Regions from separate parts of the Homo sapiens genome. Here region 1 is linked to region 2. The links are chromatin contacts, found by Hi-C or POLR2A ChIA-PET in ENCODE. All regions are on one chromosome and are shown on one strand. Each heading gives the region's core, a stretch centred on a gene start or an enhancer-like site at or near the end of the contact. The rest is flanking DNA. Distances are from core to core; before and after follow the strand shown.

The links. A loop is a pair of places that touch in the nucleus more often than their neighbours do. ChIA-PET counts read pairs that join two places held with the same protein, here RNA polymerase II (POLR2A). Pooled maps may share reads with other maps.
Region 1: a pooled map shows a loop between it and region 2 (2.3-fold over the local background). The contact joins the enhancer-like site here to the promoter of LINC02245 in region 2. A Hi-C loop is called at or near these places in 6 of 37 single-sample maps with no recorded cell type and 4 of 50 pooled maps. POLR2A ChIA-PET finds 5 or more read pairs at or near these places in 3 of 52 experiments (OCI-LY7, T-cell and naive thymus-derived CD8-positive, alpha-beta T cell).

Annotation. Positions count from the first base shown.
Region 1 is chr2:65,368,527-65,374,843 of GRCh38, reverse strand. The region is part of intron 1 of SPRED2 (sprouty related EVH1 domain containing 2); the gene reads left to right. Among named protein-coding and RNA genes, the nearest start is that of SPRED2, 61 kb to the left of the region's middle. Within about 2 kb of position 3,950, at least 5 of the 41 ENCODE cell types and tissues checked have a DNase peak (open chromatin) inside an H3K27ac peak, as active enhancers do; they include OCI-LY7, where a contact is called at or near this core.
Region 2 is chr2:64,929,813-64,935,935 of GRCh38, reverse strand. It overlaps LINC02245 (long intergenic non-protein coding RNA 2245), which reads left to right and starts at 3,489. Exons shown (of 3, transcript NR_036586.1): 1 at 3,489-3,591. RefSeq lists enhancers at 2,675-2,824, 2,865-2,934, 2,975-3,114.

The DNA of each region.
Region 1 (6,317 bases), core at 2,701-5,200, 440 kb before region 2:
CTATGCAGAATGCAGGTAAGCCATGGGCAGGAAGTTGGGCCCCAAGTCAGTCGTCTGTAAGCTTTATCTGATAGTTTCCCATCTATTAACCAGTGAGCCCTGACTCACCTTCACTGGCCTATTTTTAAAATTTCTGTTAGAGCTGAAATGTTTGTGGCAGAGCCAGGAAGAATTTTCAAGTATTTAGTAACTTTGGCTGCCCTGCTGGTGATTTATTTAACCTGCCACCTGAGAATTCTCATCCAGGTAAATATCCTAGATGTGATCATCTACTTTTCTTATTCTGGAATCATGAGAAACCAGAAAGTTAACTGTGACAGAATTTTGGGATTTGTTTTAGTTAGGTAGCTAATTCTTAGTAAGGAACAATGAGTTTAGAATCTGAATTTAGAATCTTAGTAATGAACAATGAATTTAGAATTTAGAACAATGAATTTAGAATCAGGCCCAGTTCTGGCTCCTGCAGTTAAATTTGTACAAGGAACTTGATCAACAGCTGTAATTTTCTCTTCCATCAAGTGTGCTTGGTCTGGACCTAGGTATTTCTGAAGTCCAGTTTAGAATTCCAGGCAGCTCTTCTAGTTCTGTAGTTAATGTCTAAGGTTCATAAGGTGTGAACCCCATAAATTATTTATTTGCCCCTCTGGGAAGCTGAACGAAAGCAGAAGAAAATAAAATCTTGCTAAGCCCTGTGCACAATCTCTTTTGTTTTTATCAGGAATGAATAAATAGAAAAACGGGAATGTTATTTTCCAGTAATTTTTTAAATGGATCTCAGTGGCGAAAAGTACGTTAAGTTAGCAAACGTGCCTCACATACTGTGGATGCCTGTAAGACTCTTACATTCGTCTGCCTAGATGTATTTCAGGTGAATGTTTTTCTTTGCATTTGCTAAATTTTCTGTAGTGAATTTATCACTTTTTGTAATGAAGAAAAAAATACACATCACAGAAGTTTGCTGTTGTCATTTCCTCCCCTCATGTAATCCTTATCTCTACCCCCTGTAGAAGCCAATAAAAGATAATCTGTGTTTGTTGAATGAATGAAGAAACCCAGTCTACCGTGGGTTTACCATGTGCCAAATGCAGAGCTACAAAAGGAAAAATGAAAAAGAAAAGACCTAGAGAATCTCAAGTCCAGTGGCAAAGATGACATGCAAGTCATAGCAAAATGCTGTAATTGTGGCACCAATTGCCATGAAGACAGAAGAGATTGTGCTATAGACTCTGTCTCCCCATCTTGGGTCTTTGTTTGGGATAAAAGTCCAGTGTAATTCTAAAACTCAGTGTTTGCATATTACATAACCATAGCTAATATTGACATTAGCTGCTGCTGTTGACTAATGTTTGTTTGTAAGGAAAAGTGAGTTCTAGCTTTGGGGTAAGATCCACATCCTTTTGGACTGGTGTGTGAGTTTGGTGTGGTCTCTTAGATCCAGCATCAGGGACATAGCTTTCCTCCCAATCCATTGGTCTTGATCCACCAACAGTGCCCAGCTTTCTTTCCACTCCCCTCTTCTTTATGGGGTACTTTTATTGTTAGGCAGTTTTCTCATTTCGCTGTGTTGGAGCTTCAGGTACTAAACTAGTTTAAACCCTGCATTTTCTAGACAAGGAATTTGAAGCACAAAGAAGTTAAGTGACTCTACCTCAGGTTGTATAACTAGTGGCAAAGCTAGGCCAAAGCTACTGCCTCTCAATAGAATAAATTTGCAAGATTTCTAACTCCATTAATTATGGGCTGTTTACCTAGGAGAATGATTAAAAAGTATTGTTGAAAGTTCTTAGAAGACATTTCCATGTCCACAGCTGTATAGGCATCTGACAAACAGATAGCTTCCATGTGAAAGGTTTACTTAGCTAGGAAGCTGTCTTGGATAAGTTTTTTGTGGCCAGCATCAAGGTGAGTAATAGATTTCTCTGCTTAAGACTATTCTTAGAATTTTACAGAGCAGCTTCAGGTCTAATTCTGGCTTAGAGGTAGGGAAACAGCAGAATGGGTTGAGTTGGCCTGAGTGGCAGATTTGGGTCTAGCATGCTTAGTCCGGTTAATGATCCTCTTGGTGCAAGTGCTCCTTAAGGAATAGGTCATTCAACTTTAAGCTGATTTCAAGCTCAGACCTCATTGTTCAGCCTGTCAGTTGCTAAATACATTAAATGGTCACTCCTTAACTCCCTTTATCTCATTTCCAGGACTTGAGTTAACCCAATCCCTTGAACTTCAAATTCCACTTCTAGATCTAGACTTGGTCTGTTTGCAACCAGGTCTGAAGCCAGGCCTTGTCCTGGTTGGTCCTCAACACTCTTTTGCCAGGCTTTAAGGGGAAACTGGTCTCCTCTCATAGACACCTGGCCTCCCATCAGCCACATAATCAGCACCCTGAATGCCGCAACCATTCCCTTTTCATTGCTAATCAAGCCCCCGGCTCTTCCCATACTTTCCCAGAGTGACTTTCCCATATTTCTAATGTATTTTGGATTCTTCCTCTCTCATCAGGCCTGCTGCATTTGTTTAACATACTGTGCAGGAGAAACTCAGACTATCTAGACAAAGCCTGCCGACTAATCCAGCCCTGATTTTCCCTCCACACAGTCCAGGAACAGAATTTACGGGTGTGATAATAGAACCCTATGGAGCACCCCACACAGAGTGGGCTTTGGGAGAATGTGAGTTCCCTTTGCCTTTCCCTAAAGAAACCTGGGCTGAAACCACAGTCCTAGCTCTGAAAGATCCTTACATTATAGAGCCTTTTTTTTTTCTTTCTTTCTTTTTTGAGACAGTCTCGCTCTGTCTTCCAGGCAGGAGTGCAGTGGTGCGATCTCTGTTCACTGCAACCTCTGCTTCCCGGGCTCAAACGATTCTCCTGCCTCAGCCTCCCAAGTAGCTGGGATTACAGGCATCCACCACACCCGGATAATTTTTGTATTTTTAGTAGAGACGGGCTTTCACCATGTTAGCCAAGCTCATTTCAAACTCCTGAACTCAAATGATCTGCCTGCCCCGGCCTCCCAAAGTGCTGGGATTAGAGGCGTGAGCCACCGCGCCCGGTTGAGCCTCTTACTTTTTTTTTTCAATCTACTTGGCATAATAGCCCATATGCATTTCATCTGCGAGAGCCAGGTCTTCTGGCTCTGGCCAAGCTGAACATCCCCAAATTAACCCTGAGCTTTGGAGAGAGCTTTATTTTACCCCCTCTGCCAGCCCGTTACACTTTAAGAAACATAGCTGAAAACTGACTTAGCTTCAAGTAAGATTTGTCACTGTGTGTACTGAAGGCCCGGCTCTACTAGGTAACAATAGAAATCATCTGCCTCCGCCGCCTCCTTGACCAGCCTTCATCATTCTCATCAGTATTTAACATAGACATTTCTCTATTGGATTGACTTCTCAAAGATGTTGATATTTTCCAGTAAGGCAGCAAGTGACCACCAGAAAGACACTGTGTATATCTAAGTACACCCCAGTTTAATCTGTTCAAACAGCTGGCTGAGGCTTCTTTTTTCAAGAGAACATAACTGAAGGCAGTTAGAATGGTTTCTTTTGTGCAAATTTCCCCTCCCAGAGACCAGTCCCAGGAGTTCCTTCAACTGCATTATCCATTAATGCTGTGGATTCATTTCCCCCAAATAAACAAGTTTTCCTGCCAAAAAAAATATTCAGTATGATTGGATGCGGGGATATGTCTTGGGACCTGATTTTGAGGCACGTTCTTCATTTTTCTGGGTTGGCCCTCATTTTCCTTACTGAGCTCTTACGGGCAGCGACAGGGTGGCTGTAGCCCTCATTTCTGAAGGCCCTCACTGCCTTGTTAATCCTGTGTGTGGCTATTCAGCCCCCTTGAAAGCATCCTTCATTTCTGTTTGCTTAGTTTCCTGCATGCCTCTTCCAGATCATCTTTCACCTCTTGCTTCAACCTCTGGGGACATGTGTGGTTTCTACATAATGCACAAATGTGACTTCGGGGGAGGGGAGGATGGCTGTGGACTCATACACTTCAGCTGGAATCACTGGACTCTGAAATAGGGGAGGTCCTTTCTGAATGGGCTGGTCAGGAAAGAGGGGAGATGGAAAGACCAACAGGCAACCTCAGGCACTGTAGATTTCCCCTCCTACCGCAAGACAGAAAGCTGTGTATGTGTTTTGCATTATAAGGAAAGTGTGAACTACAGATCCTGTGGACCAAATCACTATAAATAACACTCTTGTATCTGATTCTAAATTGGGACATTGAGGAGAATAAGGGACCAACAACCAACATTTCTGTAGGAAAAAGATCTGGTTCTTTATTCACCCAAATGTTGATCACTGGGGGTCAACGAATTTTCTCTATGAAAGTTAGATGGTAAATATTTTCAGCTTTGGGGACCGTATGGTTTCTGTCACAGCTGCTCAGTCCTGCCTTTGTAGCTCTCAAGCAGCCATAGACAGCATATAAACACTCGAATGTGTGGCTGGCCATAATTTGCCCACCTCTGAGAGAGTCTAAATTCATAAAATTTACTAATAATCATTGTCGTTGTTCACATAAATTGATGAGTGTTCTGTATGTGGCCAGGCTCTATGCTAAGTACTTGTTGCGAATGGTCGCATTTATACCATTCAAAACAATTCTGTAAGATTATTAATAGTATTGTACCCATCTTACAGGTAAGGAAGCAGAGGCTTAGAGAAGTTAAATAACATTAAGTGTAGGCAAGGTTGAATTTGGAACAAGTAAATTTCACTCCAAACTCATGCTTTATACCACTACACAATACAGTCAGCCTACAGTACCTGCATCATTGATATCCGCATTTTCTTTTAGATCCTGACATAAGCCAGTATTTGGACTTAAGTTATATACATATATAGCTAAAGTTTTGCTGTATAGTTACAGCTAGTTTTGCTTCTTACCTGCCGAGGATCAGTGCTAGGAAATGAATACATGAAGTCCTGGAGAGCTCAGAGGCAGAAGACATATATGTCCAGGCTGCTTTCCAGGTTCTAAGACCCTGTGCTCTGAAAATAGTGAGGTGGAGCCAGGCCTTCAGCAAGCTATACTACTCCTTGGAATGGCCTCACCCAGGCCCAGCACTGGCATGAGCTGCCAAGCCATTGCACACAGGTGCAGGCTCCTCAGCTGCTGGTGGCACAGAGCAGCTTCTGCTGTTTCCCTACCTCTAAGCCAGAATTAGACCTGAAGCTGCTCTGTGGTCAGGGGAGACTAGAAATTGCATAATTAAGTTGTTTTCTAAATAGTGGTATCATTAGCATGCAAGTCGACCAAACAGAAATGTCTGTTAAAGATGGTAGGAACCATGTTTTGATGCCTTTGTTGTTATAATGAGTAAAATGTGTTCTGAAGAAAACTTAGAGTAAAAGTAAAAGATCAGGGGAAAAGTATCGCATATGCTATCACCACCAAAGTTCTTTCTTCAGGCTTATTGGGATGGTAGTGGGGGTTGGGGGTGGGGATTCTGTGGTCAAATAAATTTGGAAAATGCAAGCCTAGAAAAACTTGAACAATATTCTCAGGGATATAGTATGATGTTTTCCCAAAATGTGTGCATGTGTGTGTGTATGTGTGTGTGTGTGTATGTGTATGTATGTGTCTCCCCTTATAAAAATGTTTATAAGGAATATCCTTTGAGAAACCCAAACCCAGAGGCATTTCCCAGTGTTAACACTTTGGTAAATTTCTTTATGGTCCAATATTTTTCAAATGGGTGGGCATGTCAGCAACAGTAACTGTGGTGATTATTAAATACTTAAAAAATCATTTTTTTTTGAGACATGGTCTTTTGCTCCATCACCCAGGCTGGAGTGCGGTGGTGCAAACATAGCTTACTGCAGCTTCAGCCTCCCAGGTTCAGGCTATCCTCCTGCCTCAGCTTTCTGTGTAGCTGGGACCACAGGCATGCACCACCATGCCCAGCTACTTTTTGTATTTTTTGTAGAGACAGGGTCTCACTTTGTTGCCCAGGCTGGTCTCCAGCCTCAAGCAGTCCTCCCACCTCAGCCTCCCAAAGTGTTGGGATTACGGGCATGAGCCACTGCACCCAATAATCTCTTTTTTAATTTTTTTAGGAATAGGGGTTATATATATTCATTCCTGTGTGTTTGTGAATGTTTAAGTTTATTTTGAAACAGTTCATAATTACAGAAATGTTGCAAGAACAGTATGAAGGACTCCCCTATTCTCATTTCCCCATTTGTTACCATTTTACTATCTTTGCCTTATTCTCATTGTTTGTGCATGTGTGCACACATTATTATTGCTATTATTTTTGTATTTTTCATTACTGAAATCTGAATTATAAAATTCTTCAATGAACTGT
Region 2 (6,123 bases), core at 2,240-4,739:
TTTTTTAGCAAACAGATCTTGCCTTAACTAATAGAGTGAGAACTTGCCCATTACCATGGGGAGGGTACCAAGCAATTCATGAGGGATCCGCCCCCATGACCCAAACGCCTCCCACCAGGCCCCACCTCCAACACCAGGATCAAATTTCAACATGAGATTTGCAAGGAACAAACATCCAAACTATATCATATGATAACTCTAAGCTTAACTGCTGAAGGAACTGCCAGACTGTTTGTCAAAACTTCTTCATGATTTTACATTCTCCCAGCAGCGTATGAGGGTTCAACTTTCTCCATATCCTCGCCAACACCTGTTATTGTCTGTCTTTTTCATTGTGGCCATCCTAGTAGATATGAAGTGGTATCTCATTGTGGTTTTGATTGATGATGTTATTTTACAAGAATATGTCTGAATGGTACTCATGAGAGCTGTCTCCAAATATCTGAGGGCTTATTAGTTCTAAGGGGGGACTTATAAGTTGCTATGGTTGTGGGCCCAAAGTTGGAAGACTCTGCTCATCAAAAGGAGGCACCAATCACACAGCAAGTCAGCACCTCATGTGTGTTCAGCACTGTTGAAGTTAAACCATTAGGCTCGTACTTTGCGTCAGGCTTCTTGCTAAGTCCCAGGGATCTAATAAATCCCAAGCTCCTGGCAATCCTAGGATGGCTGCCTTGTTATCCCCATTTTAGGAATAAGGAAACCGAGGCTCCTCTAGGTTAAATCACTTGGCCAAGGTCACACTGAATAGGTCTGGGTTTGGACCCAGTTCTGCTAGACTCTAAACCCAGTGCACTTAGCCATTACACTCTACTATTGTGAAGGATATGGAAGCATAACATGTGAGGCTTGGTTTCAAACAGTTCAGTTGTAGGCACAAACCTAAAATGCATGAAATAGTGATGAATTAGAGGAAAACAGTGGATTATTAATTACTGAGGTATGGGGTGGTACCATTCTTGGAGGGAGCAGGAGTTTGTGTCAGTTAGCATTGACTAGATTATGTATCAGTAACAGATAATCCCAATATTATAGTGGCTTAAAGGAACAAAGATTTATTTCTCATGCTGCATGTCCGTTAGGAGTCCACAAGGAGGCTGTGCTTGTCAGAGTCACTCAGAGTGATGTCAAGATATCACTCAGAGTCACTCAAGCTGATGGAGCTTCCCTGCCTCCATTGTTGCTGGTTGCTTTGCCAGAATGAGCAAGATGAATGAATCTTGCACTAGCTCCTGTCTGGCAGTGACACACCTCAGTTCCATTCACCTTCGCTCACCAATGCAAATGATGTGGCCACACCCAACTTCAAGGGGGGAGGAAGTATAATCTTTCCATGTTCCAGGTGGAGTACTAAAAACACTTGGTGGACTACACCAACAACCGCCACCGAGTTTGTAGACAGAATCATGTAGGACTTGTGGGTATTGAGCACCAGTTCAAGCCAAGGGCAAAATGAAGTCTCCATTTTTACACAGAAGAATCTAGGCCTGCAAATAAACAGGTCAGTGAACTATCCACTAGGAAACTCACTGGAATACAAGAACATTTATTCATTACTCTAGAAACACCAAGAGATGGTGCCCCATGCATGGACAAGCAGGGACCACCTTGGTTCCACCTTCCTGCGGAACAGTCGTCTATCAGCTTGCATGGTATTCTTTCCTTAATGTGACATCTTCATATGAAAAAGCCCTTGTTTTCAGCAGCAACCCAGTTAGGTCTCTTTGGTTATTTTTGCATTGTGTACCTCCCATCACACGTTAGGGTTGGACAAAGATCCAGGAAGCCAGGCTTGGAAGAGAGGCTGTCTGAGTCTTGACCTACCTGCTGCTGCCTGGAGAGGCAGGGCTCCCCTACAACATCCAGCCTGCTCTCCTGGTTGACCAGCACTCCCTGGGAAAGGTTAGTGGCATACACACAGCCCTGGGCAGCAAAGTAGAGACTGAATTGAAACAGATACTAACTAAAATAAGACCTGCCCATTATTGTATCGATCTGTGCTTTTCAGCTTTTTAAAAACAATTTCTTCTTCAGATCGACATACAAGTCTCAAAGGTCATCCCTGACCCAAGGTTCTGATACATGAAGAAGCATCTCTCTTGTCTGTGTGTCCCCACTTGCCATGAGTATTTTTTTTTTTTTTGAGATGGAGTCTTGCTCTGTCACCAGGCTGGAGTGCAGTGGTGCGATCTCGGCTCACTGCAATCTCTGCCTCTCAGGTTCAAGCGATTCCCCTGCCTCAGCCTCTCGAGTAGCTGGGACTATAGGCGTGTGCCACCACACCCAGCTAATTTTTGTATTTTTAGTAGAGTCAGGGTTTCACCATGTTGGCCAGGATGATCTCACTCTCTTGACCTCGTGATCCACCCATCTTGGCCTCCCAAAGGGCTGGGATTATAGGCATGAGCCACTGCAACCAGCCAAGAGTATTTTATTGAATTTTACTTTCTATACTTTTGTCAGAAAATAAAAATTTCCAAATATAAAATTGTTATTATTTATAATTATTAATTATATTAAAATTGAATCTTCCTTTTAAAAACACTCATGTTCCTGTGAACCAGCAAGTACATCACTCCCTTGGGCTAGAGCCCCCAGTTGAGACTCGATGAACTCCAGCAGAGACTCTGACGAAGGAGTGACACAGTGTGTTGGGTCAGAGAGAAATGTGAAGCCCAGCAAACATATGTTCAAATCCAGATGCCACCATTCGGTGAACATGCACCCCGAGCAACTTTCCAGGGCTTACTTTCTTTGTCTATAAAATGGGAACAACAGGTACAGTACCATCTAGTCCATGGGGGTCACCAGAAGAAACTAGAAGATGTAACACACAAGGAACATTTAGAAGCAAGCATGTAACAAACACTCAGCAAATGGCGACTACATTATAACTTGTCCAGCCAAATAGATATGACCAGTGGTAACACGGAACTGAGAATTTTCACAATGTACTATTTTTACATCTTAATTTCTTTGGGCTTCTCTGCTTCCTCTTTTTAAAAAAGCTTACCACCCACTTGTTATTCTGGAGGGGGATGAACATAGATAAAAAGAGAGTTTAAGAACTCTTCATGGAAAGATAGCCAAACCACTAAAATACTATTTCAACAGAGGAGGTCACAGAATGGTGGAATGGTAGATCTGTAGGACTAAAGGAGACCTCAGATTTGTCACTCTTATCTGACTCATGAAACTGAGACCCAGAGAGGTGAAAGGGTGTGCTCGGTCCGGTAGCTGTGTTGCAGACTATGTGAATGGCACCTCTTGGTGTCATGCAATGCATAACAACCACCTGTGCAGCCTCATGGCCCTGCACAACCTCCTGACCACAGCGATGGAATAAAGTGGTCCAGTCAGGGGCATTTTCAGCCTCTGGGGATGTTGATATAGTAACTCCTCCTCTTTTCCCATACCCTGAAAAAATGCAGCCCAAGAAGCTGCCGATGCTCTTACAGCTGTGAGGGGAGGGGCTGCCCGAGGAGAGAGGTAACCTAGAGTTGAGAGATGGAGGAAGAGATACAGAATCTGGATGGCTATGCTCTGATCCTGTAATCCGACTATGCCTGAATGTGGATCTACCTTCCAAAGGTAGGGTGCTTTTCGTTTGTTTGAGCCATCTGGTGTCAGATGTTCTGTCACTTACTACCTTGTTATAATTAATAGAGGAGCTCAAAGAGCTATAAATATCTAAGGAGGAAGAGTTCAGGTTGCAAAGCCTTCCTAGACAAGGTTGCTTCAAAGGAAGGTCTGAAAGGAAGAATGGGAGGCAGGCAGGCTGCAAAGGGAGAGAAAATTCAGGGAAGGAGAAGACCAGGAACAGAGGCCTGAGATATGAGAGCCTGGTACTATGGACTGGATGCTTGTGGCTCCCCCCTTCCCCCTAATCGACTTGTTGAAGCCCAGTCCCCATTGTGATGGCATTAGGTGGTGTGGCCTCTGGAAAGTAATTAGGCCATGAGGGTGAATCCCTCATGAATGGGATTAGTGTCTTCATGAAAAGACAGGAGAGAGCTTGCTTTCTATCCTCTCTGCCATGTGAGGACACAACGAGAGAATGGTCATCTGCAAACGAGGAAGAGGTCCCTTACCAGAGCCGACCATGCTGGCGCCCTGATCTGACTTCCCGGCCTCTAGAACAGTGAGAAATAAATCTCTGTTGTCTAAGCCACCCAGTATATAGTCATTTATAACAGCACAGAGTGACTGAGACACCTGGGGTGGGGGTGTTTGGGGAATCATATTTAATTAAGCCTATTTGGTTAGAGTGTTGGATATCCAAAGCAGGTAACGGGGGTTAGGATTAAAGATGTAGGTTCCTACCAGTCTGTGAGTTTGTTCTTTTGTATTTTGGATAATAATTCAGCAAGAGAGGAGGGATGAGAATGAAAGGAGAGAACTGGTTGCGAGACTATTGGTAATTTTTGAAGTATGAGAGTCCATGGCTTCTAAGGTGACCAACTGTTCTGATTTGCCCGGGACTGAGGAATTTCCCAGGATGTGGGACTTTCAGTGCTAAAACTGAACAGTTCCATGCAAATGGGGATGATTGAACACCCTGAAACATCACCCAAACCATAAAGGAAGATATTGATAGATTTCATTCCATAAAAAATAACATGTGAATGAAAAAACAGAAAATAGTCTGAATGCATCTAAACTGTTTTTCTCTAGAAAAAAATTAAAATAAATGACTATCTCTTTGGGACTCAAGCCATTTAGTGACATTGCCCTTCATTTCCTGATTGCCAGTATCCAACCTCCTTGTGCCTGAACCCCATCAGTACTAGGAGCCCTGTCGCCTATGAATTCCCAAGTTCCTACATCTCACTTTAGCCAAAATCATCCATGTTTGCAGCACTCTCTTGCCTGTCATGGCCCTCCAACCTCCTGGAGCCCTCTGACTCCTCCATTGTTGCTCTTTCTTTCTTCTGTCTTCCTTCTCTAGCTAGTCAAGATCACCTAATCAGTCACTTCAAATAACTTGGTCGATATCATACCCTGTGGTCCTCTGCACTTGGCAAAATTCTGGACTCCAGATCAATTCCACGATCTATTCACCTTCTGCACAAAGGATGTGGAAAAACCGCAGATGAATTCTCAACTGCAGACCAATGCTTCTTTATATTCTTCTCTCCCACTTCCCACACAACTTTGAGCCCCTGCTCTACCACTGAACTAGCTGTGTGATTTGGGGCAAGTTGCTTCATCTCTCTGGGTCACTGTTTTCTCACCCAAAAAGTGAGATGTTGTAAGGAATAACTGAGTTAGTACGCATAAAATGCTAAGCACAGGCAATGGCATGTAATAAGCACCTCATAAATGCTGGCTTTTACTGATGCTAGGATTTTGAATGCACACTTAGAGGGGTTAAGTCAGTGTGTCAGGAAGTAGCAGGTCATAGCATTGTGATGTTTGGCAAATAAATGACACAGGACACTAAACTGTGCAAAATTTTACTTTTGCAAAGATTTAATTCCACATTTCACCAAAGATGATGCTTTGGTCATCAGTCAATGATGAAGGCATCATTGACTAATGATCCCTTATGATCATTAGTCATAAGGGAAATGCAAATTAAAACCACAATATACCACTATGCATATGTTACAATGTCTAAAGTTTAAAAGACTGATCATCCCAAATTTTGGCAAGAATGTGAAGAAACTAGAACTCTCATACCCTGCTAGTGGGAATGGAAAACATTTGAAAGAACAGTTTACTGTTTCTTTTTCATTTTTTGGCACTTTCTTAATATGCTAGATAAACATCTACCGTAAGATCCAACTATTCCACTCCTAGGTATTTACCCAAAAGACGAGAAAGCGTAGGTCCACACAAAGATTTGTACACAAATGCTCACAGCAGCATTATCTATAATGGCCCCAAAACTGGAAACAAGCCAACTGTCCCTTAACAGGGACATGGATGGGTAAACAAATTGCATTGTATTCATACAGTGGACATAGTCCTCAATAACAAAAAGGAATGAAGTATTGATACAACACAACATGGATGAATCACAAAATTACATTGAGTGAATGAAGCCAGTAAAAATAGGACATATGGCTTAATTTCATTTATATAAAATTCTAGAAAATGGAAACTCATTTATGGTGACAG